2 separate regions of the Homo sapiens genome follow, and region 1 is linked to region 2. A link is a loop called in an ENCODE intact Hi-C map of the cell type or tissue named here. Cell type or tissue: heart right ventricle. All regions are shown on one strand. Links, peaks and the distances in the headings refer to the core of each region. The heading gives the core; the rest is flanking DNA. Region 1 overlaps MAML2 (mastermind like transcriptional coactivator 2). Region 2 overlaps MAML2 (mastermind like transcriptional coactivator 2).

Region 1 (16,011 bases), core at 1,563-9,562, 92 kb before region 2:
CCAAGCTTCAAGGGGTGGTCTCTAATTCTTATATCCCTTTCCATTTTAATTCAGTTCAAGGAGAATTATCTATTGTGTTTCCAGGGCTGTGGTTTTAGTATTCAAAAGAAATATAAATCATATTTCCTGTTCTCAAGGTATTCCAAGTCCTGTGGGGAAGGCAAGGCTAAACAGAAAAAGTGTTTGAGAGAGTATAATTCTTGCTAAAATGAATTACATGGATAATAGGTGCTACAAGAGTCCTATACACTCCAAGATTTGGTGAAAAATCATAGTTTATTTACAGATGAAAGAGTCCTAATTCTCATAGTCTGTTGACACGTGTTGGTTTCCCTAACACAGTGGACCACCCAGTTGTCCTTCTCTAGCTTTGTTTTGTTGGTCCTGGGGTGACCAGGCCCACACATAGAGATAGGCTCTGCAAGCAATATGCTGCCCAGGTTGACCATCTGCCCCAGTTTCCCTGTGTGGCACAGGGGAAGTCCAGAGTGGCCTTCAAAGGGCAGCTCATGAGGAGCTGCAAGGGAGAGTCTGGAACTGGCATGGATCTCTACTCCTAAAGCCTCTGAGAACTTCAAGAGATAGAAAAGCTTTTCCTGAAATCACAGCAGATTTCTTTTGCCTGGGTGGAGGCTAGAACTGACAAGTCCTAATTTATATATGAAGTCTATTGTTTAATTTCACAGAGGAGCTGTCACCAGGTTCTAGAAAGAATGGTCAAGACTGAGACTACCATGTGGAGAACTACTAGTCTGGGCATTTGCTGCCTGAAGGCCCCCTAGCTCTTATTAAAATTATTATTTACAACAAGTATTACCCAAATGCCTGGGTAAAGATAGAGTTTGGTAAGAGGATGTGGATAAGGCTTCATCGTCCCAGACTTACCTTTCAGGAAAGGACATAAAATCTACTGTGTTAAGAGAATAAAATCTTTGGGAGAAATGGTAAATGGTAGAGGAGAAAGTGTGAAAATCCCAAAAGGTGTGCCTTTGGGCCCCTCTAACACCGGAGTAGAGCCTTCTGTTTCCTATTAACTAGTGGGGAAAGGGCTGCTTCTGTTTCTTATGATACAGATTTGGAAAATATAGATTTGCAAGGAATCCCTGAAGGGTTAGTGAAGTTAATATGATTTTCATAAAGACAAGTTGTATCAGAACTTTTGTCATAGAAACTTGAGTGGAAAGAACAGCAGAAATATGAAAAAGAGGAGAAATCAGTGGTCAGTTTTTACTTAGATGGCACAGTCCCTTTTGAAACTTACTGCCAAGCAGTAATCTTTCTAAAATGTAAAGCTTACCAAATGGCTTGCCATCCACTGTTGGATGAAGTCTCCACAGCAGTAAGTTCAATGCCTTTAAATCATCAGCCCTAAATTACCTTTCCAGGCGGATTTGTTGTCAGTCCCTTACCCCATCTCCTGTGAAGCCAATTCAGTTACTAACCGTGCCTCTAAACCACTGATTCTTTTTTTTTTTTTTTTTTTTTTTGAGACGGAGTCTCGCTCTGTCACCCAGGCTGGAGTGCAGTGGTGCGATCTCGGCTGCGAGCCGAGATCACTGCGAGCTCCGGCCTCCCGGGTTCACGCCACTCTCCCGCCTCAGCCTCCCGAGTTGCTGGGACTACAGGCGCCCGCCACCATGCCCAGCTAATTTTTGTATTTTTAGTAGAGACGGCGTTTCACCGTGTTAGCCAGGATGGTCTCGATCTCCTGACCTCGTGATCCGCCCACCTCGGCCTCCCAAAGTGCTGGGATTACAGGTGTGAGCGACCGCGCCCGGCCTAAACCACTGATTCTTAAACTTCACGGAGAATCTGAATCACCTGTAGGGCTAAAGTACAGCTTACGCTGCCAGCCCCGTTTCTCCAGTAGGGCCTGGAAATTTGCATTGCTATTAAGTTCCTAGGTGAGGTGATACTGATGCTGCTGGTCTGGGAAAAAACTACAATTTAAAAACTCCTAACCCACTGCCTCTACTCTATATACTAGTTCTACTTTATTTAGAGTAATATCATATTCCGAATTTATTATAGTTATTAATAGCTGCGTGCTCTGTAGTGTTTATTGCCTTGAATCAGGAAAGAGTATATGTTTTAATAAGTTTTGTATCTCTCTTGCCTGCCACAGTGCTTTTCCCCTATAGAAAGAGATTAATAAGCACTTGTATGTTAAATCAGCAGGAAACCAGGCAGAAGAGATGTGTCTTGTGAGCCTACAAAAAGCCCTGGGGTGCTTATGTTTAGATGATCTCACAGAGTTATTTACATCAAGGCACGGGGGAAGAGCCCCTGATCCTTTATTCTTCAATGCACTCTTCAGGTTGCCTCCTATTTCGTCTCTTCCCTTGGAAGGTATTCTGAATTCTCATTCGAACCTGGCCGACAGAATGGGCTTCCGAATCAGAAAGCTGGATTTGAACCCAACTGTGATACTTACAAATTTTATGGCCTTTAGCAAATAGGTTGACCGAAGTCTCAGTTTTCCAATTTTTTTTTTTTTTTTTGGAGACAGAGTCTTACTCTGTCACCCAGGCTGGAGTGCAATGGCATGATCTCGGCTCCCTGTAACCTCCCCTTCCAGGGTTCAAGTGATTCTCCTGCCTCAGCCTCCTGAGTAGCTGGGATTACAGGCGCCTGCCACTATGTCCAGCTAATTTTTCTATTTTTAGTACATATGGGGTTTTGCCATATTGGCCAGGCTGGTCTCGAACTCCTGACCTCAGGTGATCCGCCTGCCTCTGCTTCCCAAAGTGCTGGAATTACAAGCGTGAGCCACTGAGCCCAACCCAGTTTTCTGATTTTTAAAGTAGGGACTAACACTCCCCAATTTAAAGATTCGTTTTGAGGATTCAATAAAATAAGGAATAGAATCTATGTAGCCCTGTGCTTGCTACACAGTATGTCCTCTTGCAGTATCTATTATTGATTATAAGTGCGCACTTGGGTGAGAGCACACAGTGTGGTTTGAACCAGAGTCCCCGCCCTCTGCGAGTGACCCTTGTCGAACACTTTCCTATTAATCACTCTGCAGGGTTTGACAAAGAGTTGCAGGATAACTGGAGAGGCACTGCACCTTTCCCTGAATATCAGTGACCTCAATTTCTGCCAGGGGAATAAATCTTCCATTTTAATATAATATCTCAAGAGTCAATGAAAAGTAGGAATGTCACTGAAGGAAGCCACTAGAAACTGCAGAGCTGAGGAGAGTGGGAAGTGTCCCTGAGGACCGCTCTCTGAGAAGATGCCTCTGTACTGCAATTAGGAACATTTAGACCCTGAAACGGGAGGAATGTGGTGGGGAAGGCAAGGGAATTAAATTTCCTCAGCCTCCCCCACACAAATCAATCACAAAGGAAATAGGCATTTGAGGGAAAAGTTCCTTTAGAATGTATTTTTCTATTTGTATGTCTATTACCTCATCTCATAAATCTCATTCCCTGCTAGTATGACTACTTGAGCAGAACAGCCCGGATCTTTTTCAGTCTCTTAATAGGTTCATTTTTTACCCTGTAAAACGGACAGAGGAATCTCGGGATCCAGCAGATGGGGAAGTCGCATGTTAAGAGACTGGCAGGGAGGTCACTTGAGATTGAGAATGGGGGATGTGCAGCTGACCCTCCAACTGTCTTCCAGATACTGGAATTATTTACTTCCATGCCAAAAGAAGAATGTGAGGCAATAAAAACATGATCTCAGGGTCTATTCTATATCTTATTTAAGATTGTTTTGTTTCACGTTCAGCATTCCTATGTCCTGAGTTTACTCCACAACTATAGAGTTCGTATGCGACTCCACCGTTTGCACAGCATCAACATGTCCAGGAACTTTCCACATTTTACCTTCCAGATATATCTCCCAGTTTGCCTCCTGTCTCCCAAATCATAAGGAACTGGACGATGAGTTTTGGTTTAGGAAATATAATCATGGCAATAGATGCCCTTCATTTTGCAGCGGAGGAAAGCTGGATCTTACAACAGGTTGGTGCCAGTACCTGTGGGCTGAAAGCTAGCTCTTCAGGCCCTCAGCACATTACTCCCTTCTACTATACCATGCAGCCATCATATTCATTTTCAGCTCTTGAAAACATGTTTTAAATTAAGAAGCATTTAAATGCTGAGAAGACATCCCAGACCCCAGCCTCTGTCTGGTTAGAGACAGAAGAAAAATAAAGTTAAAGGGCATGTACATAACCTCACACATGGAAGCATTCTCTTAATTTTACTTTATCAATCTAACTTTTTTTTTTTTTTTTTTTTTTTCTGCAATGAACATATCCAGTTCTTTACATGCAGAATCAGGTCTGACTTTTTTTTTTTTTTTAATTCATAAGAGGCTCATAAAGTCAAGTCCTGGTACCTCGACATGGTACAAAACAAAGCATTTTATTAAAAAGCTAGTTAGATACTCAGAGATCTTCCAGACCAGATCTAGCGATTGCTATGCTCCCGGAATTGTAGTAGGTTTTAGGTATTAGAGGTTAATAAAAAGATAGGCTGGGCACGGTGGCTCACACCTGTAATCCTAGCACTTTGGGAGGCTGAGGCGGGCGGATCACCTGAGGTTGGGAGTTGGAGACCAGCCTGACCCACGTGGAGAAACCCTGTCTACTAAAAATACGAAATTAGCCGGGCATGGTGGTGCATGCCGGTAATCCCAGCTACTCGGGAGGCTGAGGCAGGAGAATCGCTTGAACCCGAGAGGTGGAGGTTTCGGTGAGCCGAGATTGCGCCCTTGCACTCCAGCCTGGGCCAAAAGAGTAAAACTCCGTCTCAAAAAAAGAAAAAAAAAAAAGGAAGTTAATAAAAAGATAAAGTCCCTGTCCTCATGGAACTTACAGTTGAGCTTAACTACCCTGAACAAGGGGGTCTGAGGAGGGCTCTTTCCTAGGCTGCCCTAGATGCGAAAAGCCTGGAGTCTGGCATAGTTTGATTAAATGACCATCCTTCCCAATTAGCCATGAAAAACACTGCTTGTGTAGCTATGTCATTATCATTTCCTGCTTGGATTAGTGTAATCCATGATATGCAGGCCTTCTGTGCTCCAGCATTTCCTCTGGGGATTTGCAACTTTTGCAAAACCCAGCTTTAGAATGTTGGCTGGAGCCAAGACTTCATTACTCACATTACTCCTATGCCAAGCAAACTTCACGGGCTTCCTTTACAGTGGAGTGCACACTATAAACGTTCCGTAGTTTAAAGAGATGAACAGAAATCTCTTTCCCAAACCCGAGACTGTCTCGGCAGTTTAAGTATACACTTCCCTCCCTTCAAGAAAAAGTTGGCAGTTGCCAGCCCCAGACAAGGTATGTGTTCATCTCTCATTCCCTGTCAAAAAAAAGCTGGATGCTGTAGAAATGATTCAGGCCTTCAGTAGAGTTGATGAGGCTCCTTCCAGTTCTATCAACTCTTCCAGCTTTTCTATTTGTCTACAGTGGCTATTTCCTGGGAGACTCCCTTAGGTATGTCAACTATCTTATACCCACAATATCATTCTTCCAATCATAAGCTCTTATTATCTTCACAAACAAAATAACCCTGGAGATCAACCAGAAATATTTCAAATGAGAAAACTGAAGCTGAGAAAGACAAGGTACTTAGACAAGGTCACGGCTAGGATTAGAACCCAAGTCTCCTAACTGACCTATACAGCTACTCCATCTTCTCCACTAAATAGTTCCTACTCCAGTGACCTGTGACATCTATCTAGTCTCTCTCTACATTTTCAGCAATGATCATTTTTATCTGTAGGTTGTCCAAACCTTTGGTACTGTTCTGGAAGGGTCCTGAATACCAAATACCACTTCGTATTGATAATATTGCTGAGGTAATATCTCAAAATAGATTTTCATTGCCAGAGCAGGCAGAAGCCCATTAAAGGATATTCTATCTTCTGAAGAAATACTGAGCTTTCTTTCTCTCTTTCTTTTTTTTTTTTTTTTTGAGATGGAGTTTTGCTCTTGTTGCCCATGCGGGAGTGCAATGGTGTGATCTCGGCTCACTGCAACCTCTGCCTCCCGGGTTCAAGCGATTCTCCTACCTCAGCCTCCTGAGTAGCTGGGACTACAGGTACCCATCCACGCCTGGCTATTTTTTTTTGTTTTTTTTTGGTATTTTTAGTAAAGATGGGGATTTCACCATGTTGGCCAAGCTGGTCTCGAACTCCTGACCTCAAGTTATCCACCTGCCTCAGCTTCCAAAAGTGCTGTGATTATAGGCATGAGCCACCGTGCCCAGCCAATACTGCGCTTTCACAAATCCAAGCTGCAGGAAACAGATGAAAGAGCATTATATTGCCTTCTGGTTATGGGTCAGTCTATCTCTGTGAATCTAGTCATAAAAGCATAGAAATCAGAGCTGAAAGGGACTTCAGAGATCATCTTGTCAACTCTTTCAGTTTAAAGGTGAAGAAAGCAAGACCCAGAGAATACTAAAGATTTGCCCAAGGCTACAGAACTAGTTACAAGGAACCTGGGCCTGTCCTTTTTTCCCTATCACACAGTGTAGTAACAGAGTCCTATGGCACCTGATATACCCAGTGTTTTTTCCATCCCAGTATTTTACCAATAATACTGTTGCTATTTAGGATTCTATAAGAAATTCCCAAGAAAGAAGAACATGCTCTTGATCTTCTTTTTAGAGTGATACAGATTGTGCCAAAGCCCCAAACTCACCTATTCCATAGCAGGAGGCACAAGCCAACATACAACAAATCCCTGAACACAACACAGAAAAAAGAAGAAAAACCACCCTATCGTGATCTCAAAGAAAGTAGGGTCAAAGATCTGATGGGCACCGCGGACCATGTACCCTTTGATGTACAATGCTTAAGACAGATAGTGTGTCACTTTCATAAGTAAAGCAAGCACAAAAAATGTCAAATTCTGCTTCAAGGGCAATGAGCCTCCCAACAGGACTGATTAGGGGAGAAACCCACCCATCCTTTCTATTTTCCTCTTCATTGAACTTGTGCAATATATTTCCATAAATGTCTTAGTGGCCAGAACTTTCAAGGGCAAGAACTTTCCATTATATAAATAATAGACAACAATTATAGAAAACTTGGAAAATACAGAATATTATACAGAAGAAAACGAAAGAGATCTATCTACCATCTGTAGATAAATTCTGTTAATTTTTCAAATATATCTCACCACTGTTTCTTCTAGGCATGCATATGCACAATATTTTTCAGATAAATTGACCTCACATCATTATACATTGCTTTGTAGTGTGTTTTTTTCCCTACACGTTGCAATTTATTAAGAATATTTTTTTTTGCAAGTGGTTCTTAAACTTTAGTGAGCATCAGAATCACCTTGAAAGGCTTGTTAAAACACAGAGTGCTGAATCTTAATCCCAGTTTCCGATGTGGTGGCTTTAGGGCAGAGATCCATAATTTGCATTTCTAACAAGTTTTCAGGAGATATCATTGATGGTGTTGGTCTGGCAAACACACTTTAAGAACCAAAGTTGTACCTTAACGTAATTTTTTTAATGGCTATATTCTTTTGAGCAGATGTGGCATACAACAGACATTAGGGCTTTTCCAATTTTTCAGTTATAAATAATACTGTAATAAATATTTACATTTTACATATCTCTGTTTTTTTAAAAAAATGGCTTTATTGAGGTATATTTCACATACCATAAAAATCCAATTCGTTGTTTCTTGCACATAAATTCTAAAAAGAAGAATTGCTGGGTGGGTCAAAGATTACGAATATTTTTAAGGTTTTTGATACATATCGACAAATTGTCCTCTGAGGTTATACATAATTACGCTCTCACAGCAGAGTACCAGAGTCTCATTTTCTGATTTCCTGGGGGCAACCCAGGGTATTACAATTTTAAAAACAGCATTACCAATTTTAAAAGAGAAAAACAGTATCACATTGTCGCTTTTATTTGTATTTCTTTGACATCAATTGAGGTTGAACATTTCCCCCATATATTTATTTGACATTAGTATCTATGATTTTGTAAATTGCTCTGCCTTAGGCAGGATATTTGTGCAGGTATCATGCACAGCACAAGACCATGAGGACACAGTCATCTTATGGACAGACTAATGGACACAGAGAATATCCTTTGTACAATATCATTTCCCTACAATTCTCATTGAATGCCAGCATTTCTCTCGCTCTCTCTCTCTGTTTCTCTCTCTGCCTGTCTCTTCCTCTCTGTCTCTCTTTCTCTGTCTCTCTCTCTCTGTCTGTCTCTCTCTCTCTCTCTCTCTCTCACACACACACACACACACACACACACACACACACACACCCCACATTATGAAGGACTTTCAGGCTGTGGGAAGCCCCAGGGATTGCAAAAACATGCTAGACTAAAAACTCCCAACTGAATTGAGTGAGTCAGTTTTCTGCAAATAGCCAACTGAATTTAAAGGATAAGTGTGATCATGTTTGTTTAGCTAATTTTAAAAGAAAGTGGTTATTTTCGTTAAGTTAAATAGTTTTCTTATTGTTTCCTTATTTTCTTGTTTTCTTATTGTTTCTGCTCTGAGGGTGTGCAGACTGATAGACGTTCCCCTTGCACAGTGGAAGTTAGAAGAAAGAGGACCCAACCAGACAGCTGTAATTGCTGATGTTTGAAGTTTCCTAACTTGCTGCCACCGAAGGCTTAAGGTCGAATGTCAATAGCTAAAGCATTGGTGAAGAATTCTGCATTCTGAGGTTCGCTGGCATTCACCCAGATGGGGAAGGGGATGTTATGTGTCTGTCACAGGTGAAGGAGGGCTGGTGCCCAAAGCATCCAATACAAAGGTACTGTCTGTTTTAGGTTTCAGCCTATCTAGAACTTTTTAGAGGAGTTTCATTTTCCTAAAATTCTTCTGAATAAAAACAAGGTGACTCCTCTATTAGACCACCCTGATTTGAAATAACAGCATCTTGTTCTGCCCTACTGACTGCTCACCCGCTAAAGGCTACTTTTCATGAATACATTCTTAGTCCTCTCTCTTCTCCCTTTATGCACTTTTCCTGAGGGATGTTCTCTGCTCCCATGGCTTCACCTCCCTCCCTGATGCTGATGATACCAAACACCATGTCCCCATTTGAAAACTTGCTGTTCATTCATCTTAATAAATGCCTGCTGGGAATTTCTCTTCCCTGGAAGGACTGACAGGTGACTGCAACCTAACCTGTTTAAAACTGAGCTCTTTAACTCTCTCCACCTCATACTTCCCTTTCTTGGAGTCCTTATTTCAGTTAATGCCATTGCCATTTGTGTTAGAAAATAAAGTCTAATCTGGACACTCGCTGCTCACTTGAATCCTGCCTCTCCTGCCTCAAACAAGTGTCTCTAATGGGTCCTCCTTTTCTATTCCTGTTGGCCTGTGCGGTAGCTCAGACCTTCCAAATCTCTTGCTCTTACTCCTTCAATCTTCCTAGCTGGCCTTCCTCCTGCCAGACTTCCTTCACACTAATCCACTTTATGCCTTCCACACTGGCCCCCAGAGGTGTCTTCCCATCAGAGAAATCTGATAATGTCACTCCCCTGCCTGAGGAGGCTGCCCAGAGAACTAATCTAAATTCTTTCGCACAGAGCAGAAGATCTTTCACTCTCAGCCTCCTCTTTGTCCCTGCTCCTCACATCAGTCCCATCACCCCTCTCCCAGGCACCTTTGCTCCTGTCACATTTAATGTCTTTTGCCAAAACAAATTATTTGTAGCCATTTACTCCTCCAGGCTGTGTGCATGCTTCTCCCTCTTACTTGTCACAAAATCTCCTCCCGATTCTTCAATACCAGCTGCAATGAATCATCTCATTCATTAATTCACTCATTCAACATATTTATTTTGAGCACCTAATATTTGTAAAATACTGTGCTAGAAGAAGCTAAAGAGACAGAAATCCTGTTCTCACTGAGCCATATATTTTTCTGGAAGCCTTTCTTGACACCGTTGGCAGTTAATAATTTCCTCCTAATTCTCATAGCATTCTGTTCATACATTATCATAGCAATTAACAAGCATATGTAATGACCTATGTATATGTCTGAAGTCTGGATTCCTGCTGAGACTGTGAGCTCCTGCGGTTGGGGCTGGGAGGGTTGCTGCAATAACCAAGTCTTATTCCTCTCCAGCTTTGAGAAGAGTATATCATATAGTAGTTAAGCTCATGGGTTCTGGAGCTGACTACCTGGGTTCAAACTCTGTGCCATTTACAGGCTCTCTAATCTTGAAAATTTTTCTTAATCTCTCTGTGCTTTGGTTTGCTCCTCCGTTGAATGAATATAACAGTAGTAACTATAAAGTTGTAAGGATCAAAGGAGTTAATTTATGAAAGCAATCAGTATAGAATATGGTAGGTGTTCTACCTTTATTAATTCCATTATGGTGCCTAGTAATAGAAAGCCTTCAATAAAAGCTGACTGAATTAGTAGATAGATATTATTTAAATGTAAGATCTATCTATCTACCTATCTAACTCTAGTCAAAGACCATATCATCTCATTCCCAGGAATGAAAATGGTGAGGAGAGATGAAGTCCAGGCAGCCCAGGGCAGTGGCTCTCAGGCTTTAGTGTGCTTTAAAATCTCCTAGGAAACCCATTAAATTTTCATATTTCTGCTCCATTTCTGATTTGGTAATTTTGGAATAGATCTCAGAACCTGCATTTCTAATGAGCCCCCTGTGGATGGAGGGTTGTTGGATCACATTTTGAAAAATACTAGTCCTTGAGAGATCTCTTAGATGCCTTTCCTCATTGAGGGTCCCAGAATGACACACTGTCCCCTGCACAGGGACTGGAGAAATCCTGCTGTTCAAGATGGCATAGTGCCCTGTGAACCTCAGGGTCCTTCCATGGAAGAACATCAGGGAGGAAATGAAGTACATAAAATTCACTATGCTGAGATCAGCTACAAACACATGAGTCATAAAGTTGTGCTGGCTGGTGTGGGGATTTGAGAAACGTTTCTGTGTAATCCACTTGGGTTATTTCACAAGAATTGGCAACGCAGCAATGGTATTTAGGGTGCCTAGTGGTGCTATTCAGATTTGAACTACACCATAAGTTTCATGTAGGCTTAATTTATTATTATTAATCTGCCATAAATTGCTGATGTGACTTTTAGCAGGCCACTTTGCTTTTCTGGCCTCTTCTTTCTACGATGGGTGGGTTAAGTTTCTCTTAACCTTCCAACTTTGTTGTTCTGACTCCCATGCAGGGAATTACATACCACTGACAGAAGGCCTGAACGAGTTAATAACCCTTCATAAGAGAGAATAGTTTACTCTGTATTAACCTCAGCTTCAGTTTCCAAATGTCAATCAATAGCAACACAACTGGATTTTTTAAAGTGAAGAGAGAGTGCCAGCTCCACTGTGCATCCTTATCCAGCACTCAGCTGTAACAGGAATGAAAAAGCACACCTGAAACAAAGACCCATTCTCTTTCCTCCTGCTCTGCCTGCAGCAAACCTGTTCCATCTAGCACTTTCTCCAAATGCTGCATTTTCCTGCTCCCAGGCCCTGGGGATGGGCAACCCAGGAGGTGGGTGCTCGAGCTCCTCCTTCTAAAAAAGTCCTGCTGAGGTCATCTGTAGGAAGTAACCTGGTCACGTCCTGGGACGCAAATTGAAAGGCACTAGCAATAGTGAGTTCATGGCTGGTTTTCTGTAAAGCCAATTCCCATTCTTAACCTCTATTTCTGTTATGCCAGCAGAATGGGGTAAGAAAAGACAAACAGAAAAGAAAGTAAACTTTTTTTTTTTTTTGAGATGGAGTCTAGCTCTGTCACTAGGCTGGAATGCAGTGGCGTGATCTCAGCTCACTGCAACCTCTACCTCCCAGGTTCAAGCGATTCTCCTGCCTCAGCCTCCTGAGTAGCTGGGACTACAGGTGCGTGCCACCATGCCCAGATAATTTTTGTATTTTTAGTAGAGACGGGGTTTCCCCGTGTTGCCCAGGTTGGTCTCAATCTTTTGACCTCGTGATCTGCCCGTCTCGGCCTCCCAAAGTATTGGGATTGCAGGCGTGGGCCACCGTGCCCGACCAGTAAAACTTTATTCTTCTAGTATTACCTAACATGGAGCAACATCTCTGGTTCTGAGTTATTTTGCTGTACATTGTACAGAGGGCTCCACAACAAAAATGCCTTCTGTTTGTTGGTTTCAAGAGGATACAGGTTCAGAGAATGCACAGCATCACACGGTCCCTTTCCACTGGTTCAGGGCACATCATGTGCTACAGTGCACCTGCCCAGCATCGTGCTCACATTCTACATTCCAATGTCCACTTGGGTGGTATTTTCCAACCTTTTCACAAACAAGGGAATCCCAGCCTTTTATTATTTCTCCCTCCTCTGCCCATATCATGGGATGAAAGATTTTTCTTCCAAATTGCATTAATAAGTAATTAATGGAATTTAAAAATTAATCAGACACAGATAATGGCTAATCCATGCTTCTCATCTTCACCAGAGTACCAGTGTAATTATTTTTATCATACCAGCGAAAAGCACAGAAAATTGGCCTCTCAGTGAGTTTATTCAGTCTTATCACAGATACAGTTTGCTTTCTGATAAGCTTTTTAGAAAATTGAAGGTAGCTCAAAGAACCTCGATTATTCCTTGAACACTACATTTTGACAGGAAGCTAAGCAAGAAGAGTGTAGATTCTATTCCTTCACAAAGAAGGGGTAGATGTTTGATGCGTGGATTATCAGGCAGCAAAGGACAGAAGAATGCCTTGGCTAATGCATGGGGCTGGAAGCTGTGGAGAGAAAGGATGAGGGAGAAGGGTGGCTTCTGTGTGTAGATTCTACTTTTTTGTTTTGAGATGGAGTCTTGCTCTGTCGCCCAGGCTGGAGTGCAGTGGCGTGATCTTGGCTCACTGCAAGCTCCGCCTCCCGGGTTCACGCCATTCTCCTGCCTCAGCCTCCCGAGTAGCTGGGACTACAGGTGACCGCCACCACACCTGTCTAATTTTTTGTATTTTTAGCAGAGATTGGGTTTCACCATGTTAGCCAGGATGGTCTCGATCTCCTGACCTCAAATGATCCGCCCGCCTCGGCCTCCCAAAGTGCTGGGATTACAGGCGTGAGCCAACGTGCCTGGCCTCTACTTTTTTTTTTTTTAAACTACTGGTTGAGGAGGTGCAGACTAGTTGAGCCCTGGGTTCCCACTTGTCTTTCCTCTCTCTTACCTCCACCTCTTTTCTTTTTCATTTCCTACTGTCTCCAAGGTAATTGATGGTGGGACCAGAAAGAGGATGGAGTAAAAACCATTGGAGGGAAGAGTGAACTGGGCTATCAGATTGTATGTGAGCTGAGAAGAATACACACTCTTCATTGTCTGCGATTATTATCTAACGGTGATATGTCATCACCTTATTGCATATGTGTTATACCTCCCCAAGACCGGGCGCGTTCTTCTCTGTCTTATTCCCCTCGTGTTTCAAGACTCCATCCAGTATGGGTAGGTGCTCCTCTTCTGTGTTCAAGATATTATATTTAATTATTGGTTCATTTTTCCGACCTTCCCACTCCACTCTGCAATCCAATGAGGGCATCTCTATTCCCAGGGCCCCAGTAAAATGCTTGCATGTGATTCGTGTTCAATAAATACATTTTTAATATATTAGTGAAAATATGTGTAAATACATGTCAGATAAAGGACAGTGTTCCTTCTGGTTGTCAATGCAGTCATGGGACTAATGAAACAGAAAACAGGTACCACCCAAAGTTAAACTCCAGTGAGAGAATAAACAACACGCCAAAGTTCAGTAATGAAGAGCCAAATCAGAGCTGGAGACAGGGTGATAGTAGAAACCAAATAATGAATGGCAGATGCCAAGGGATATGGGTCCAGTTAAAGGCAACCCAGGAAGCAAGCAAGGGCAAAGGAGGTTGTGCATTCTTTAGGGGAGGGAGGCGTCTGTGGAAGGCCCTTGCCTGCCACCTTCTCCATTCTCAGCAGTGTCCCTCAGAAGAAGCACTGCTGGTGTCACAAGGGCTGGGATGCTAACCCCTAAATCTGACAACTTTGGTGAAATTGCTACTTTGATATCAGAGACCATGCCTTCCATGTCTTGGGTATTCCAACAATATTGTCCCACAGTGCCTTGTAGAGAGCGACACTTGGGCAAAGCCCTGATTCAACTAAAACACAAAGCACAGTATATTCTGATAAATATGGCTGGAATTTTTGGTTCTTTTGTACACTTATGTATCCAAAAAGTTTAGACCTCTGCTTATCACATAGTTGGTGCTCAATAAATATTTTTTGAATGAATACATGAATGCTTAAAACCTCATTGCAGGCCATTCTCCCTGTGGTCAGAATTGAGTAGTATTTCTAATTAACCCTCAACAAGGTAGCTTATGGCTCATCAGCAAAGCAAAAGTGGATACTAAATCTTAATGCATATGGATTCATCACTTGATGAAGTGCATCAGAGCCAGACTGGTGGTGTTCAGAGAGTCTCCTTCTCAGGTAGCTTCTTTGCTCATTTCTGAAGCAATCTAAGCCTGCTCCTTTTACAAGATTTGGGTAAGTTATAGCAGCAAGAGAACAGCTTCTTTTCTCAAATTGGTTTCTGTTCACGTCCTCTTACGCGAGAAGGAGGGCTCTGTGCCTAATGCTACATTTCAGAATTTAGAGTAAGATTCAGTGTCTGCAGCCATGCATTTTTGTCCTGAAATGTTGCCCTTGAAATCAATGACATGAAAACACAATATGAGTAGTGGAATAAATTTCATATGAAGTAGCATATGTGTTAAAGGCATTTACAATCCCAGAGAATGTGAGTTTACATTTCACTTGTCCTGCTACAATGCTCTATGAATTTACTCAGCTGGTTTTAATAATAATTTTTTAAGTGGTGGGAATATTTTTCTGTGTGTATATTATGGAATGAGAGACTCTTCCAACAAGAATTTAACACCAGCAGAACACATGTGTACAGATGGAAAAACATGAGTAGTTCTCTTTCATATGTTTTCCAGCCTCTCGATATGTAGAACACCACACACTGAATCAGAGCCAAAGTGCCTTTCAAATGGGCATGCACCCTTTTTGCCAGTTGCCATGGATGATAAGATTCTACTTCCTTCCTAATATCGTTCTCCTCCTTGCACCCCATCATGATCGTTTTTGGCATTTACAAGCCATCTCTTGCCAGGTTCTTGCCTATGCAAACATACTACTCCTCTTTCCCTTTTACAGAGGGGCTCTGGGACCCAGGGGCTGTCGGGGAGATGTGTCCCAGAGCACTTGGACACAAGACTACAGCTATCAACCACAAATATCTTGGAGGAAATGTTTCACCACCAAAGGAAGAGCCTCAAATGTAGAGTATATTTTTTCTCTTTCTACCATGACAGGAAGCAAGAAAGAAGAAAAAGCATTCTAAACAAAATGGTTTTGTAAATAAGAAACCAGAGGGAGGAGCTGATTTTCAGTGGGACAGAGTTCCATCTTTAACAGGTTCAGTTTGAGGGGCCTGGGAAGTCCTGGAGATAAAGGCCTGGAGCTCAGGGCAGAAATCGGGTCCATCCTGGAAAGACTAAGATTTTCAGAACCATCCACACAGAAATGGCAATTCTGGGGGAAGAAACGGGTAGGACACTAAGAGCTGAGACTGAGCTTTATGGGTCATCCACCTCTAGGAGGGTACAGGAAGAAGTATGAAAGGGGCAGAATAACTCGTAAGAGGAAGAGGAAGTACACAAGCTCATTGAATGCCATGCAAGCCACAGGAGACAGAATTTCAGGAAGCAAGGAAGTGGACCCTCAGCGATGGCAGAGGCCACAGGGGCGTCGAGAAGGTAAGGACAGGGACTTCTTTGTCTTCGTTTCTTCTCTCTTGTCCCCCAACATCATTATGTACTCCTCACTTTCTCCAGCTCCTGCCTCACTCCAATAACATTCTGATTAGAACTGCTTCTCCTGAAGGAGGCAAAAGATATGTACTATTGTTTTTGCTCTTTTATTTTTCAGAAGTATGGCCATTTTGTCACCTGTTTCTCTTCAGGACAAGGGGACAGCAGGAAACACT
Region 2 (16,011 bases), core at 2,748-10,747:
TTTTATTCTCTGCTATTACTACACTGTTACTGGAGATGAAACTACCCTCTCCCTATGCATTAGAACCCCCTCCTCTTTCCCACCCAGGGACTTCACCCCAGCAATTCTCCCTGCTTTCTCCTTTTTCATTGATTTCCCCCTCTAATTGGATCATTCTCATCTGCATACAAACATGCCACTGTATTTTTTATTTTAAAAATACAAAAAAAAATCTTGACTACATGTCATAGTTCAGTTCCCACCTTATTTCTTTATACTAGAACTCCTTAAAAATGTCTGTACTCACTGTCTCCAATTCTCATTTCATTTCTTATGGATCTACTCCAATCTCCACCACTCCTACAAAATGGCTCCTGTTAAGGTGGTGTGTGGCGCAACTAGCAGAAGCTAATTGTTAAATATTCAAGAACTTTGCAAGCTGGTTGTTAAACTGTTTGTAGCTGGAAATTGACTATGATGGGAATATTTCCACAGGGAAATTTAGTAAACACTACAAATCAGGATTTTGCTGTTGTCACTGCTTTTCAGAGAGCCAGTTTACCAGGACACCACTGATTGAAAGTCACCAATGACTTTCACCTGACTCAGTGATCAATTACAGTCTTCAGCTTAACTAATTTATTGGCAGTATTTGACAACAAACTCTTTATCTGACAAATAAACTCTTCCTCCTTCTTAAGTTCTTTCTTCACTAGCCTTTTGGGGCACTATTTTCTCTTATGTTCTCTCCCTCACTTCTCCTCTGTCTCCTTTCTGCTTCCACTTCATCTTTCCGACCTCTAGATATTGGAGTGTTAGCACTCTGTTCAAACGCCTCTTCTTTTCTTTAGCTATACTTCTGCTCCAGGTGTTTTCTTTCAGCCTTCTAGCCTTAAATACATAAATGTACACTTTTAAGCCAGCCCTTGCGCATGAATTCCAGCTTACTTATTCCCCTGACTACTTGGCCTCTCCGCTTGGATGTCTAATAGGCATGTCAAACTAAAATGTCCAAAATGAAACTTCAGTTCTCTCGCCTCTTCTTTCCTCAGTAACCAAAAATGACACTCCAACAATATCCCTCCAGCTCAATAAATGGCAGTTCTAGCTGCACGAGTCACACATTTTGAGTGATCCTTGGTTCAGTTCTTTCTTTGACACCCTACATCCAACGTATTGGCACTACTCTTGGCTCTGACTTTAAAATATATCTAAAATCCACACTTTTCCCCACTTTTACTGCTACTAGCTTGCTAGTAGCTAGTAACTAGCTCCAAGCAACCATCACTTCCAACTTGTGCAACTATGCAATAAACTATGCAACATATCTCCATACAATGTAGACCCAGAGTAAGCCTATAAAAATGAGCTAGATCTTCTTATACTTCTGCTTAAAACACTTTGCTGCCTGTCTTACTTAGAATAAGACCAAATCTTCGTATTGGTCTACAGAGCCCTACAAGGTGTTCCTGCTACCTCTCAGAACTCATCTCCCATCACTCCCACCTAGTTTACTCTGGTCCTGCTAGAGCCTCCCTGCAATTCGCTCAGAGACTTTGCACTTGCTATTCCCTCTACCTGAGAACTCGTTATCCAGACAGTTTCACGGCTCGCTCCTTTACTTCCTGCAGGCCCGCTCTGCATGAAATTAATCCCCTCCATGGCACTTATCACCCTATGGCACACTACAGTATTACCTGTTTATGAGTATACATCCATCTAGGCTTGGTAGACAAATTATCTGCTTTTCTTTTTTATTTAAAAAAATGTTTAAAATTTAAAAATTTTTTATTCTTAAAATTTTATTTTTTAAATTGAAAAAAATGTACATATTCATGAGGTACATAGTGATGTTTCAATACATATAATCATAGTGCTCTGATCAAGATAATTAGCACATCCATCATTTCAAACATTTATCATTTATTTGTGTTGGGAACATACACTATCCGCCTTCTAGCTAGTTGAAACAATATATTATTGTTTGCTATAGTCATCCTACAGTGCTAAAGAACACTAGAATTTATTCCTCCTATCTAGCTGTAATTTTGTATCATTTAATAAATATCTCCCTATCCCTTTATATCTAGCAGTTAGAAGAGTAGTGCTTGGTCCATAGTGAAAGCTCAGTAAATTTTGAATGAATGAATATATTGATGTCACACCAGCAGCTCTGGAGCATGAAGGAAGCTACTATCACCTTCTCTTCTGTGTAAAGCATTAAGTGATAGACACATTTTAAAATGACAAGTGTTCAATTTCTCTGCCAGGCTGTCCTTGCATACAGACTAAATAGGGAGGCTTTTTGGACTGGCAAAACAATTAAATACGACTTGATTCAGGATTAATAGTAACTTATTTGGTGATAATGACATTACAAACTCTTTTCTTCATATTGCAAAAAGAGGATTTCTCCATCTTGAAAGCCTCTTAATTTCATACTTGGAGGACCTGCAGGAAGAACTATAATTGAAACAACTGAAAGTATCCCTTAGGACATTGGCTTTGGTTGATTTGTGGAGTGATGGTAAGGGGTGAGGGAGAAGAGGGAGCAATAAAACAAATGCCAAAGTTTTTAGCAATTTTATATCGCTAGCAATAAAGTAGTCTTTACAATTACATACACATAACAATAACTGTTTCCACCCCGCCATCCCTCATTCTCTTCTGCCATTGATGTTGCCCAAAAACTGAGGCTGAAGTTACCCAGTGAAAATCATGTCCCGCAAAATGTTGTCTTTTACTAAAGATGGTAGAGTACAGGCATGAGGCCTCTCATCCCTAGAATTTTCATGGAGGTAGCTGTGTTTCAGATATCTCTGTAGCTAGAATTCACAGCATGTGCTATGAATCACACATGATTGGTGATCTACGGTACCATTTTTTTTCTCTAAGGTATTGGGATAATTAGATAGGTAGGCCTGAGTTTTAATTATGTCTTATAACATTTTTTATGGGAAAGTGTATTGTGAGATTCAAATTCTTGTTTTATAACTGAATTTTGGAAGACAGAACTTATGTAAGTAAATTGGAAACTCTGGAAACTGCCTGTATTGTTATTAGTAGTAAGTAGGATTACTAAATTTAGAGTTCTAGCTAAGCCCAAAAGACAGGTATGTTTTAACCTTCTATGGTAGTAGGAATAATAAGCAGTGATTATCCCTTTTAATTTTCCAAACATGTTATGAGGTGTTAGAGGTTCCATCCATGGTGGAATGTTGGAGAAGCATCAACAGAAAAAAAGAGGCCCACAAATACAAACCCTTTTTTTTTTTTTTTTGAGACGGAGTCTCACTCTGTCACCCAGGCTGGAGTGCAGTGACGCGATCTTGGCTCACTGCAACCTCCGCCTCCCAGGTTCACGCCATTCTCCTGCCTCAGCCTCCCGAGTAGCTGGGACTACAGGCGCCGGCCACCACGCACAGCTAATTTTTTTGTATTTTTAGTAGAGACGGGGTTTCACCATGTTAGCCAGGATGGTCTTGATCTCCTGACCTCATGATCTGCCCGCCTCAGCCTCCCAAAGTGCTGGGATTACAGGCATGAGCCACCGCGCCCAGTCAATACAAACCCTTTCAACACCAGACGGAGTAGCAAAGACACTCCTGGTTGTATGGCCTGGCTAATTTCCAATTGGGTCTAAATACTTTTTCCCATAAAATTACACTCGTTATGCTGTTGGGAAATATGTGCTTCTCTCTCTCTACACACACACACACACACACCCCACACACACACAGACATGTACAATAGAAAATGAAGTCAACCAACATTAAGTTCTGAAAATGTACTACACATTTTGCTGAGTTCTCTATATAAATAACAGTGAATAGTTACCTTCTACATGTGTCAAGTATTTCACATGCATTATATCTAATCCTCACAATAATGAAAGCAAACCCTTATGTGATGTTTTGTGCAAGGCATTGTTCTCAGCGCTTTACCTTGACTAACTCTTTTTTTTTTTTTTTTTTTGACCTGGAGTCTCGCTCTGTCACGAGGCTGGAGTGCAGTGGAGCGATCTCTGCTCACTGCAACTTCTGCCTCCCGGGTTCAAACAATTCTCCTGCCTCAGCCTCCCAAGTAGCTGGGACTACAGGCGCGTGTCACCATGCCTGGCTAATTTTTGTATGTTTAGTAGAGACGGGGTTTCACCATGTTGGCCAGGATGGTCTCAACATGACAGGCTTATGAGGCAGGAGGCAGACACTAACATCACTGCTATCTTCAGATGAGGCACCTGAGGCAAGAGAAGTTAGATGAGACTTGTCCAAGGTCATATCAGGTGTAAACAGCTCACCTAGGTTTTAAGCATAAGCAGTCTGGCTTCAGTCATGTTCTTACACAGCCACATCTTGCTGCCTTTTACACAACAACCTATGAGAAAAGCAGTTTAATTGTCTCCATTTTCCTGACGAAGAACTGCATAAAGTCCCTTGCCTGGTTAAAGGGCGTAATGGGATCCCATCTCAGGGTGCTGACATGAAAGTGTGGGTTCTCACAAAACAGCCTCCCACTATAATATCGTGTCTCTTTAAACAAATACTTGGTTTCACAAAGTCAAGTGGCATGCCTTAAAATTCTTTTGCATAATCCCCCTCGCACAGAAATACCCAAGGCTCTGCATATAGTAGAGCCTATAGTAGAGCTCAACAGAGGAAAGAGATTCACACAGATTGATTTTGCATCATATGTAAATAGGAGCCAAAAAAACCCTTCAACACCACAGCTTCCCTTTATTCTGAGAAAACTCCAAGGAAAACTGACTTTGATTTTCTAAATCATCTTTTGATTTACTCTAGTAGAGGAAAATCAATGCTAAAATAACTATTGAAAGCCATCTGAGATGTGCTGCTCTAACATGACAATGCCAAGGAATATAGACATTAAATTGATCTTGGAATCCAAGCTCCCCTTCCTTACTCAACACAAGACGAAATCACAAAATCCATATGGAGGAGAAATCTTCCTATCTAGACTGTAGGACTTGTCATTTACTCAAAACAGAATATCTCCCATGCCATCTTGTTTACGAAGCAGCTAATGTTGTTACTTCTGTACTCAAGTGAGTGCTGCCTCTTTGTAATATTGATTGCTGGGATTTTTGCTGGTAGTACACTGACAGAGATCGACCACTAAAATCTTCTGAGGCGCATTTATCTTTCTCTTTGAGAGAGAAACCCCATTTTCCTCAAGAAAAGGCAAAGCTGTTCCAGCACATGTTTTAAATGATTCATATTATCTGACAATGGAAAGGTAAATTCTCTCCCAGGATTTAGGGTATAATTCTCAGCCATCTGAGAATTCTGTTTATCCCACCTTGTCTCCTTGCTCAGAGAATTACAATTAGATGGAAACATCTAATGTCAAGGCATCTGATAGCTCCAGCATAGGATACTGTGACTGCTCCAGATAGATTTTCTCCATGAAAACCAAAGTTGATGGTTAATTACCATGTCCCCTTCTCATTATGGCACTATCAGACATATTTAAGGAAGTGATGAGAAGTCTTTGCAAAGGTATATAAGAATAAATACAATACACTGAAGGTATCACTTACACTTTCTTTAAAGGTAAGAATTTGTGAGACTTCTGGGAGAATTTTGACAGGTCCTATTAGAGGTATTTTAAAACACACAGGGGAAAGTGATTTGATGTTAAGCAGTGGCAAATCTACACAAAAACAAAAACAGTCATCGGAGACTTTCACTCAATACAAAGTTCTACCAGACCTATGCAAATAGTAATCGCATTTTCTAGAAAGAGTTCTAAAGTAAGTCACACACACAAACCTCAGTAGTAGCACAAAACATCCTTTGTTGCCGGACGTGAGAAAAACACACTCGCTTCTAAAAAAAGCCATAGGAAGGAAGTGGAAGAACCTCAGGGGCGAGTGGGAGTGCGAAAGGAATGTTGCAGCTCTTTTTTTTTTTTTTTTTGAACATGTAAGCTTGCTGTGGCTCTTAATAGTAGGGCTAGTAGTTCAAGTAAGTGAAGTAAAATCTTTGGGATCTTTTTTACCTATTCTTGTAAGTGTACTATCAGCCAAATAGGTTTGAAAATCTTGACAAAAGGACGTTGATATTCTGGCTTTACATTGCCCCATTCTAAAAACAAAACAAAACAAAACAAAAAAAAAACTCTTTTAAAAAGCAAAATCAAAAGAACTCAAACACCTGCATATGATTCTAATTTCACACATCTCAAAACAACCAAGATTGCCAAAAGAAGAATTAAAAGTCGTTCCAGAGCAAAGATGGGTAAGCAAAGCAATGTGCTGAAATTTTTGCAATGTAACAAAATGGAATATATTTGTCAGAGGCAGAGGATAAATTGAGGGCTCCTTTTTTTATTTTTTATTTATTTTTTGAGACAGGGTCTCACTGTGTCACCCAGGCTGGAGTGCATGGCGCAATCACAGCTGACTACAGCCTCTCCCAGGCTCAGGTGATTCTCTCACCTCAGCCTCCCGAGCAGCTGGGACTACAGGCGAGTGCCACCACACCCAGCTAAAATTTTTTTGGCATTTTTTTTTTAGAGGTGGGGTTTCCCCAAGTTGCCCATGCTGGTCCGGAACTCCTGGGCTCAAGCGATCCGCCCACCGCCTGCCATGGCCTCCCAGAGTGCTGGGATTACAGGCGCAAGTTACCACACCCAGCCTGAGGGCTCTTTTGAAAACACAAATATGATCATGTCACTTCCCTGCATAAAATCCTTTAATACCTTCTCACTGTGCTAAGGATAAAGACAAAATTATCAATATGGCTTACAAAGCTCTTCATGAACTGTTCGTTGCATAACTGTCAAGCATCATGTTAGAGCTCATATTGATTGAATGCTGATTACTGACTGAGCATAGAAACTATTTCAGTGAATCTTGTAACAACCTTTTCAGGTGTTATCCCCATTTTACAGAAGAGGAACTGGGAAGTTGAGTTACTTGCCTAAGATTATAAAGCTAGAAAGTGGTTATGTCAAACACTGTTGAGGAAATCAACACACATTCCCAATCCCCTCTCACTTGCTGCCTCCATTGTTAGGGGTGGACGATCTATTTTCTCACTTTCACATTTTTCCTGGTTATTTGGGTTGTGTTCTGGCCTATGACACCCAGGTAGAATTCCAACAGAAGATTTCTGAGAAGCTTTGAACTTTCCTGATAAAATAACCTGACACTGCACATCGTCCCCCTTCTTCCTCAACGGGCCATTGTGCCTGGGGCTGCAGCCGCCATTTCCAGATGAGGGAATGACAAAGCCACAGGCTACGAATGCAGAGCAGAAGACAGAAAGAACCTGGATCTGTGATGACCTCATCATGCCCTGTATCAGCCCTGGACAGCTTATTGCTTATTGTCGGACTTTTTGTTTTGTGGAGATAATTTCCCCCCACCGCCTTTTTTTTTTTTTTTTTTTTTTTTTGAGACAGAGTTTTGCTCTTGTTGCCCAGGCTGAAGTGCAATGGCGCGATCTTGGCTTACTGCAACCTCTGCCTCCCGGGTTCAAGCGATTCTCCTCCCTCAGCTTCCCGAGTAGCTGGGATTACAAGCGCCCGCCACCACACCCAGCTAATTTCTGTATTTTTAGTAGAGACGGGGTTTCACCACTGTGGCCAGGCTGGTCTCGAACTCCTGACCTCAGGTGATCCACCCGCCTCGGCCTCCCAAAGTAGTGGGATTACAGGTGTGACCCACCGCACCTGGCCAATTTCCCCTTTTTATATGAACCTCAGTAAGGTAGGCTTTCTGTTCTTTGGATGCCACAAAAAAAAATTCTTAACCGATACAGCTAGGAAGTCAGGATTCCAACTTGAAACTCTGATTCCAGAGCCCGTGAGCTGAATTCCATTCCTCCCTGTTTCTCTCTTTCTTTTGCTCTCTTTGCTACACTGCAGCACATCAGTGGCCACGCTGATCTCGAAGTTCCTCAAACGACCACATTTCTTCCTGCCCCACACACAGCCTTTGCTCTTCCCTCTGCCTGAGGAATCTTCTAATTATCCTTCAGATCTCAGCTTAAATACTGAGATACTTAGCCATGTCAGTATTAAATGGAACCTAAATATTTCCCCCTATACATGGGTTCATAGGAATCTGTATTTGTTCTCTGAGCCTTATCACAATTACAAACAAATAAGAACTTAGTGCTTGTCTTCCCATGTTACATGGTAAGTTCATGAGGTTAGGAACTGTGTTTCTGGTTGTACATGGTAGGCAGTCAGTAAATAGTTATTACATTAATGAATCAATACAGGCATTCCTCGTCCACAGTCAACTCTTGAGCTAGACAGACAAAGATAGGAAGTTACTTATTTTACACATCTGAAGCCACATAAGTATGTCCGGCTGCAATACATCTGGTTTGACTCTATCAAATGCCATAAATATCTCAACAGAAAGAAAGGAAAAAACCTACAATCCAGAAGCAGGCTGTGAAGACAGAGGACACCCCAGTAAGAAAGAAATGAATACTTTGGGTAGTAGCAATCTCAGAACTAGAAAAATGCTACAAGAAAACCGCCAGTGGCAAGACAGGAACTATATTGAAAACAGGGATTACCTTGTAAAAATACAGTTTCCAGCAGACCAAAAATAGGCACAATGTTTCTGTGATCCCAACTTTTGCATTCAGCATTTTGAGAGGTTTTTCTGTGGAAAAGCATTTCCAATTTTACAGTAGAGTTGTAGACAAATGTTGCAATTTATTTAAGCTTTGTTTTATTGTCAAATTTCCTGTAGCCCATCCACTCCATGAAGCAAGAGATAACTGGTTTGCATCATCTTTTTAAAATCACAGCTCTGGATCTGCACTATTGGAACACTCTCTTGTCACCCTGCAATTGATCCTTTCATACTTCTTTCTCCTCCATTGGACTGTAAGTTCTTGAAAGTGGGAATCTTGTGACTCCAATTTTTCAATACTGAGCACAGTGCTGGCACAGAATATGAACTCACTATATCTTGTTACTATAAATGAATAAACAAAATGCATAGGCATGTTAGGCATTTAGTAAATACATGTCAAATTGAATCTTTGATACATGACTTGGAATTACTTCCCTTTCAAGGTATTTGTTCAGTGAGCATAATTATAGAGTCCACAGTCTAACAGTCTTCATTATAGAGAAAAACCGAAAAAGAGCCCTTGGCTTTTCAAGACAATATGCATTGATGGCAACCCCCTTTTTATCATGTGCATATTTCATGCACAAGGACAACTTAAAACTTGGAATGAAAAAAAAACCTCTATAATATTTCTTTGCTCACCAGTGCTGCCCATTTCTGGTATTCTCTCTTTACTGTGTATCCTGGGGGTGATGGGAAGAAGAGGAGAGACGAGAAGGACTTACTAGTAACAGAAAGGAAAATAATGAATTGGGAAGAGGAGCAAAGGGGATGGTGAGGACTGGAATAACAACTTTATAAAGAATAAAAGTCTGATTCCCTTCTATTTCCTGCAGTCTCTCATTGCTCCTGTCTCTGATAAAATGCCTACAGATTTGCTTACTTGATCCTAATTTTATGGCCTGTTCAAATATTACAACTTCTTTTTAAATAAATTAATTTGGAACTAAATGCCTTTAATTTTTACCGTGATAGGTTTGTGGCTCTTGACATCTTTTGGTCCTATTCATCAAAATCATTTGCTAAGTCCAAGGTATAGCAGAGTGGCTTTAACAACAACCATGGAGGATGAATAAAATACATTTTCATATTTACTGAAAGTGAAACTTATAAGCATATATCATCTTCTGCCTACCTTGTAAATATCCCATGTTTTCATTTACATATTGTACCAATTAATATATCTTGGTACTAATCAGAGTGGAATCCACTCCTGACATGGGAGAAAACTACGACAAAAAACATTAGCAGCAAGAAAAAATGTTTGTTTCAAGTATGTGGATTATATTTTCTAGTGCCTTAAAAAAAGAATGAAACTGAAAGAGGCAGCTTGAAGAAGCTTACATGTGTTTAAAACCCACATCCTGTTGTTATCCACTGCCCTGGCACAGAGGAGCTGGGAGGTGAACGTCCTCATTAGGGTCCCTATTAGCTGTGATTTGCAATGGGCTTCTCCAAAGAAGAAAATCACATTCACCCACTGGACAATGGCCCAGGTATCACCATTGATGGGAATCATATATGGAGTAAACATCAAAGCCCAAGAATACAGTGGTCTAAGCCAGTGTGCTTAGAAGTTGCCAGATCCTCCATGCTTCATTCCAGCCACTATCAGCAGATTCTAAATCACCTATGAGCAGAGAGGCCCATCTGCCTAGGGCATAAACGAAATTATAACAACAGTGAGAGAGCCAATGGGAGTCAGCCAGTAAGACTATGAGCAGCATGATGTACTCAGACTTTTGTTCCTTTTTATTTATTTGGTTAAAATACATGTGTTTTTGCTTCAGGCAGATGTTGGTATCCCAGCCTTTTATACAGGAAGCTGTAGAAGGGAGAGGACTTTCTGGGTGGGAGCAACTTATTGTGGAGGCCAAATGGCATTTTTTGTAGGCCCTGAGATTTTTTACGAAAACACTAACTCTGTTCAGAACTCTTTCAAAGGGTGAAGACAAACTTAACAACCTTATACTATAATACAAATAATTACAGAGTGTTGCTTTAAACTTGTATCTTGAAGTTCCTTCTTTAGGTAACTCTGCTTAACAACCACAGACTCTTCTTCCTAATGGCTTATCTGCATGTCTTTTCAATTTTCTAAGTGAAGGCCAGCCCCCTTCAAGATGTTCTACCAACTCAGTCCTATTCTTTCCAGATGTTTTTTTTCTTTTTCTTCTTCTGAAAAGCATGTGTTGATAGACTATGGGGAACAGACCAAGATTTATTTTTTAGCCAGCATTTTCCCCTTGCAACCGTAAGTCATTCTTCCTCAGAAGGCAAGGTGGGGCAAGTGATTCTAATGTGCTTCGCTCCAATGCTTCCATCTCAATAACCCTTTAAAGTGAAAACTGTGGAGAGTGAAGTGAAAAACTTGTCTCCATCTGGAAGCATTTATACAGAGAGGTGTCTTTAGCTTAGTTGTTTGTCTAGAATTTCCATTTATGAACCGACTTGCCTTTCTCCTGTGGGTATGCTGGAGAAAACTCTTTGCAAAATCCATTGTATGCAATAATCCAGTGGCTCCTTCAAACTCAATCAGGCTGGAAAGGCTAAATATGACTCATAGGATTCCTCCAACAAACACAAAGTAAGTCAGAAGTCAAGGAGAGAGTCATCTCGATGTGGACCAGCTTACCTAGCAAGGCAGGGAATTGTCATAAAACCAGTTTCCTGCTTGCAAGACCTTGACTCCTTTCAGTAAAGGTGTCAACTCTTCTTTTTCTGAACAATCTCAATGTGAATGACAGGGCCTGATTCTAGAGGAAGGTGTCTTTAATCTTTTTATGGTTCAGTATAAAGGTTACCTTAAAAAAAGCCTTGGGATATACTTTCAAGATACTGACTTGTGATTTTTTTTTTTTTTTTAAACATCAGTATGTCCTGTTCTAATTTAATCATTATTCTTTCAAACAGGCTGGGAGGAAAGGTTCCTGGACATCCACAGAGAAAACTTATTCAATAAAACATTTTATAATCCTCGGAACACCTGTGCCACCTTCCTAAAGGCCAGTCAGTTCCAGGACTTCCTAAAAATGAAGGTTGGACTGTGTGAATGCCTGTGTGTGTGGGAGTGGAGTCACTCTGTGTGGTGTTGGGGGATGGGGTGGGGGGAAGCAAACTGGCAGACTCTAGAAGGATGGTGGTAGAGCAGAAGAAAAAAGAAGAATGTCTGAATCTGGAGTGGCCCCATGAGACCCAGTCTGTACTCAGGTGACACTGGAATAACAGGAGTTCCTTCTAAAACCAAGAGAGCAGCAGACACTCTGTCATGCCACACCCTTCTCAACTGTCTTATCCCTTGGCCGTCTCCTTTTTAGAAGCTAAAGCAATACATTTTTTTCTTCAGTGTCTCTTGTTCTTGGAATGGAGGTGCAGCATAGTTCCGGCCAATAAGATGGACATCTGATAGGAGAGGGGTGTGCTTTTGGGACACTTTCAGCTTTTCTGATAAGAGGAACACCAGGGCTGCCCTCACTCCTCCCTCCAGTCTGCCAATGTGATACCTGCAGTTTAAGACTATGAGAGAAAGGCATAGAGAATCACAGACAAACTGACCCTGAGCAGTGATATTATTTGAGTCACTAAACTAATACCCATAATGACCTTATATCCAGAAATATTGTAGTGTGTGTGGGAGGAAAAATCCCTATTTGTAATCACTTTATTTCTTACACTGTTAGTCAGTTTTCTGTTATTTGCAGGCAAAAAAAAAAAAAATTCCTAATTGATTCAGCAGAGGAGGCAGATCAAATGAGTAGCCATCAACTCTTAAAAAGGTTGTTTTTTTGTTTTGTTTCGTTTTTTGGGGGACAGCGTAGCTTTGAAAAACCTGAGTGAAACTAAATATTCTTCTGAAGGTAAAACCAATATAGCATATCATGGAGCCTCATAATTTATTTCAAATTTTATGCCTGAAACAACTTACCATCATTACTCTATGCTATGGTTTGAATGACCCCTCCAAAACGCATGTTGGAACTTAATCTCCAATCTGGCAGTATTGACAGGTGGTAACTTTAAGAGGTGATTGGATCATGAAGGCTCTGTCCTCATAAATGGATTAATCCATTCACGGATTAATGGGTTATGATGGGAGGGGAACTGGAGACTTTATAAAAGGAAGAGAGACCTGAGCTAGCACATTAGCACGCTCAGCCCCCTCCGCCACGTGATGCCCTGTGCCACAGAATCCCCACCACCAAGAAGGCTATCAACAGATGCAGCCCCTCAACCTTGGACCTCTCAGCCTCCATAACTGTAAGAAATAAATTCCTTTTCTTTATAAATTACCCAGTTTTGGGTGTTTTGTTATAAGCAAAAGAAAACAAACTAAGACACTCCATCCAGTGGTTCATGACATTTATTGAGAGGAAAGACAAGGTGTATTCTATAGCTATAACCGTAGAATTGCTTTTGTTAAGTATATTTATGTTTATACAAGCCTATAACCTTATTTTCCTACATGAGCCGAAGGTATCGTCTAATGGGGTTCTTGGCTTACCCCAAGTCCTTCTGATAATATTGGAGACTTATAGAGACTTTTGAAAGGAACACAACATAATGAATGGAAAGAGCAAATATCTTGCCTGGTCCCTAGCTAGTGACATGATATTGTGCAAATTACTTTGACTACCTGAGCTCCATATTATTCGTCTATAAAATAAGGAAGTGTTCAATTCAGTAACTATTTCAATGTTATTGTCTAAACAGTTTGATTATAAACAACCAAGTTACCTAACTGCAGACAATTTTATAATTATTTTTTCACCAATATGTGTTATGTTAGATTTCTAATATATCACCATGAACAAATATTTAAATTCTAAAATTTGTATTTGATACGGTCAGAATTCCTAAAATCAGTGGCATTCTCTGACTCAAAGAGTTATTTCCCTCCTGGCTCATTATTCTCCATATTAATGTTTTTAAAAGATGTCCTGAAGTCCTTGCATCTTTCTGGGTCCCAACCAACATCTACTGAACTTGAGTATTTGAGGATGGAACCCAGAAATCCGTATTTTTCACAAGCATTCTGGGACATTCTGACATGTACTAAAGTTCGAGGACCACTAATCTGGAAATAGGTGTCACTGAGACATTGGAAGATTAAAAATTGTGTACGGTTTTTATGATAAATGAAGACAGAGTTCAGTCACAGATTCAGTTTTTTACTTCTCCAAATGTGCTGATTTAAGGTCATTTATAACATTCTCATAGATTAATTTGACCCTCAGTTAGCATTATTATTTATTGTATAAATAAAATTCACAAAATCAAACTGAAAATAATTCTCCCAAGATTTTGATTACTGCTCGTTTTCTTTCCTCTTGTTTTTCCCTCCAGTCACCATTTGTTCTTATTTTTAAAATTTAATCTTTTTTTTTTTCTTTTTTGAGATGGAGTCTCGCTCTGTTGCCCGGGCTGGAGTGCAGTGGCGCAATCTCAGCTCACTGCAACCTCCGCCTCCCAGGTTGATGCCATTCTCCTGCCTCAGCCTCCCGAGTAGCTGGGACTACAGGCACCCGCCACCACGCCTGGCTAATGTTTTTTGTATTTGTAGTAGAGATGGGGTTTTACCATGTTAGCCAGGATGGTCTGGATCTCCTGACCTCATGATCCGCCCACCTCAGCCTTCCAAAGTGCTGGGATAATTTAATCCATTTTTTAAATCCTTGTTTTAATGCTCTGTTTCATTTACTGCCCAAAGAATGGCAAGCTTGTAGATAAACATGGCAAGTGCCATATTTGCCTGCTTTACTATAATCTCAGCTTTCTGCACCTTCTGGCTTATTTTCAATCCTATCATCCATTAATAAAATCAAAGGAGTCATGTTTACTTTGCACCCATGTTTTTCTTGATCTCTCTTTGGCAAGATTTGATAGTAATCATTATACTAATTGCTAATAGTAAACTGCTTCCCCGGGAGTTAAAAAAAAGTTCAGGAATTTCTACTCCAGTTTATATAGTTGATTGGGTTGAGAACAGCATGACATTGTAATATCTATATAAACAATGCATTTCTCAAGAGTAATTTGCTCACCATAGCATTTGGTATACTATCACCTCTTTAATCAATTCTGATTTATTCAACTTTTCTTTTATTACAAACTAGTCAAAATATTCCCCAAAATGTCATGTCCAATTCAGGTATGTTTTGAATACACTGCCTGTCATTGTTAAAAGCAGGACTGAGATCTGTAAGAGAGACCAGCATTGTTTGCCAATGTTTCAAAGCCATTTAAAAGGCAAGATAACTTGGAATAAACAGACTGAATCAAAAAAGGTTAAAGCTATTACAATTCAACAATTTAACAACAATATTAGTCATTGTTATTTCACAATAATATGTTCAGCATTTCTAAAGTGTTTCTCAATCAGAAAATGTTCATGTATCTTACAAAATTTTAAACTACTGATGAGTCACACATAGCACCTTAAAAGGAAGTCTGGTGTCCATTGTGAAAGATAAGAATTTAAGAGGCAGATGATCTCCCACTAATGACATACATTTATCCAAAGGTAAAGCTAAGATAGTTCTGAAAGAAAGGAAAGGTGAAATGGGATCCTGATCTTTTATACAGTACATCCTCTAGCCACAAGGGAAATTCCTTTTGAGTCTGTACTTGGGCTCAGCAGGTATGGAGGGGGGCTGGTGGGACCACAATGACCCCTTTGAATGGTCAAAGTGGTTGGTATCATTAAAAGAGCAACCAAATTGGAGTCAAGAGACCCAAATGTATGTTTCCCAATCCTTATTTATTATTTGTGTAGCCTTGTGCATGTCACCATCTTCCTGGGCCTGTCTGTGCCCTTATAAAAGATCTATAGCATTAGTGTATTAACAGACCTCCTTAGGGGGATTTGGTGAGGGAAAATTAAGGAAATATGTAGAAATCACTCTGAAATAAATGTTGGTTATAGTTATAATTCAAAAAAGACCCAGATCACTTCTTTAGAGCCTAAAAGCCAAGTATGGACTAGAGTGCCAGAGTGTCTCTTGTTTGGGCTATTGTTCTACATTTACCCACAATTATCTCAGCAACTATTCATCCCCAAGTAACCTAACTGGGGGAGCCTAGCCCAATGCAGAGGTTACAGGTCCGTAACTTTTGTAAAGCCCCCTCACAAACTAAGATGTCAGCTGCTGCCAAATTAGTTACAAAGTATGGAACCCATCCATGTGTTCGTTTTTTATAAGGCCCAGACCCCCATTCAGTTTAGTATCTGGAAACCCTGACTTTTGCATGCTGCTGGAGAAAAAATTATCTCCAAACCAATACCTACCTCTGGCAGGAATGTGCATTGGAACAGATTGAGGCAAAAATAACCCATTTGAACACAATATGCAACAGTGTATACAAATATGTTTTACGGCTGGACTTGAGTTCTGATTGTTAACATGTCCTGT

The links. Peaks named below come from ENCODE experiments on the same cell type or tissue, not always from the same donor. Only the 100,000 strongest peaks of a DNase experiment are listed, where the experiment ranks them.
Region 1: a loop joins it to region 2, with 2.0 times the contacts of the local background. A loop is called at or near these places in 11 of 110 quality-filtered maps.

The regions. Positions count from the first base shown.
Region 1 is chr11:96,157,944-96,173,954 of GRCh38, forward strand. The region is part of intron 1 of MAML2 (mastermind like transcriptional coactivator 2); the gene reads right to left. Among named protein-coding and RNA genes, the nearest start is that of MIR1260B, 180 kb to the right of the region's middle. In heart right ventricle, for the core only: no CTCF peak of the experiment used is centred there; a DNase peak (open chromatin) is centred at 5,078; H3K27ac peaks cover 4,616 bases.
Region 2 is chr11:96,248,491-96,264,501 of GRCh38, forward strand. The region is part of intron 1 of MAML2 (mastermind like transcriptional coactivator 2); the gene reads right to left. Among named protein-coding and RNA genes, the nearest start is that of MIR1260B, 85 kb to the right of the region's middle. RefSeq lists enhancers at 10,176-10,265, 10,306-10,355. In heart right ventricle, for the core only: no CTCF peak of the experiment used is centred there; DNase peaks (open chromatin) are centred at 5,851 and 10,019; H3K4me3 peaks cover 918 bases; H3K27ac peaks cover 6,197 bases.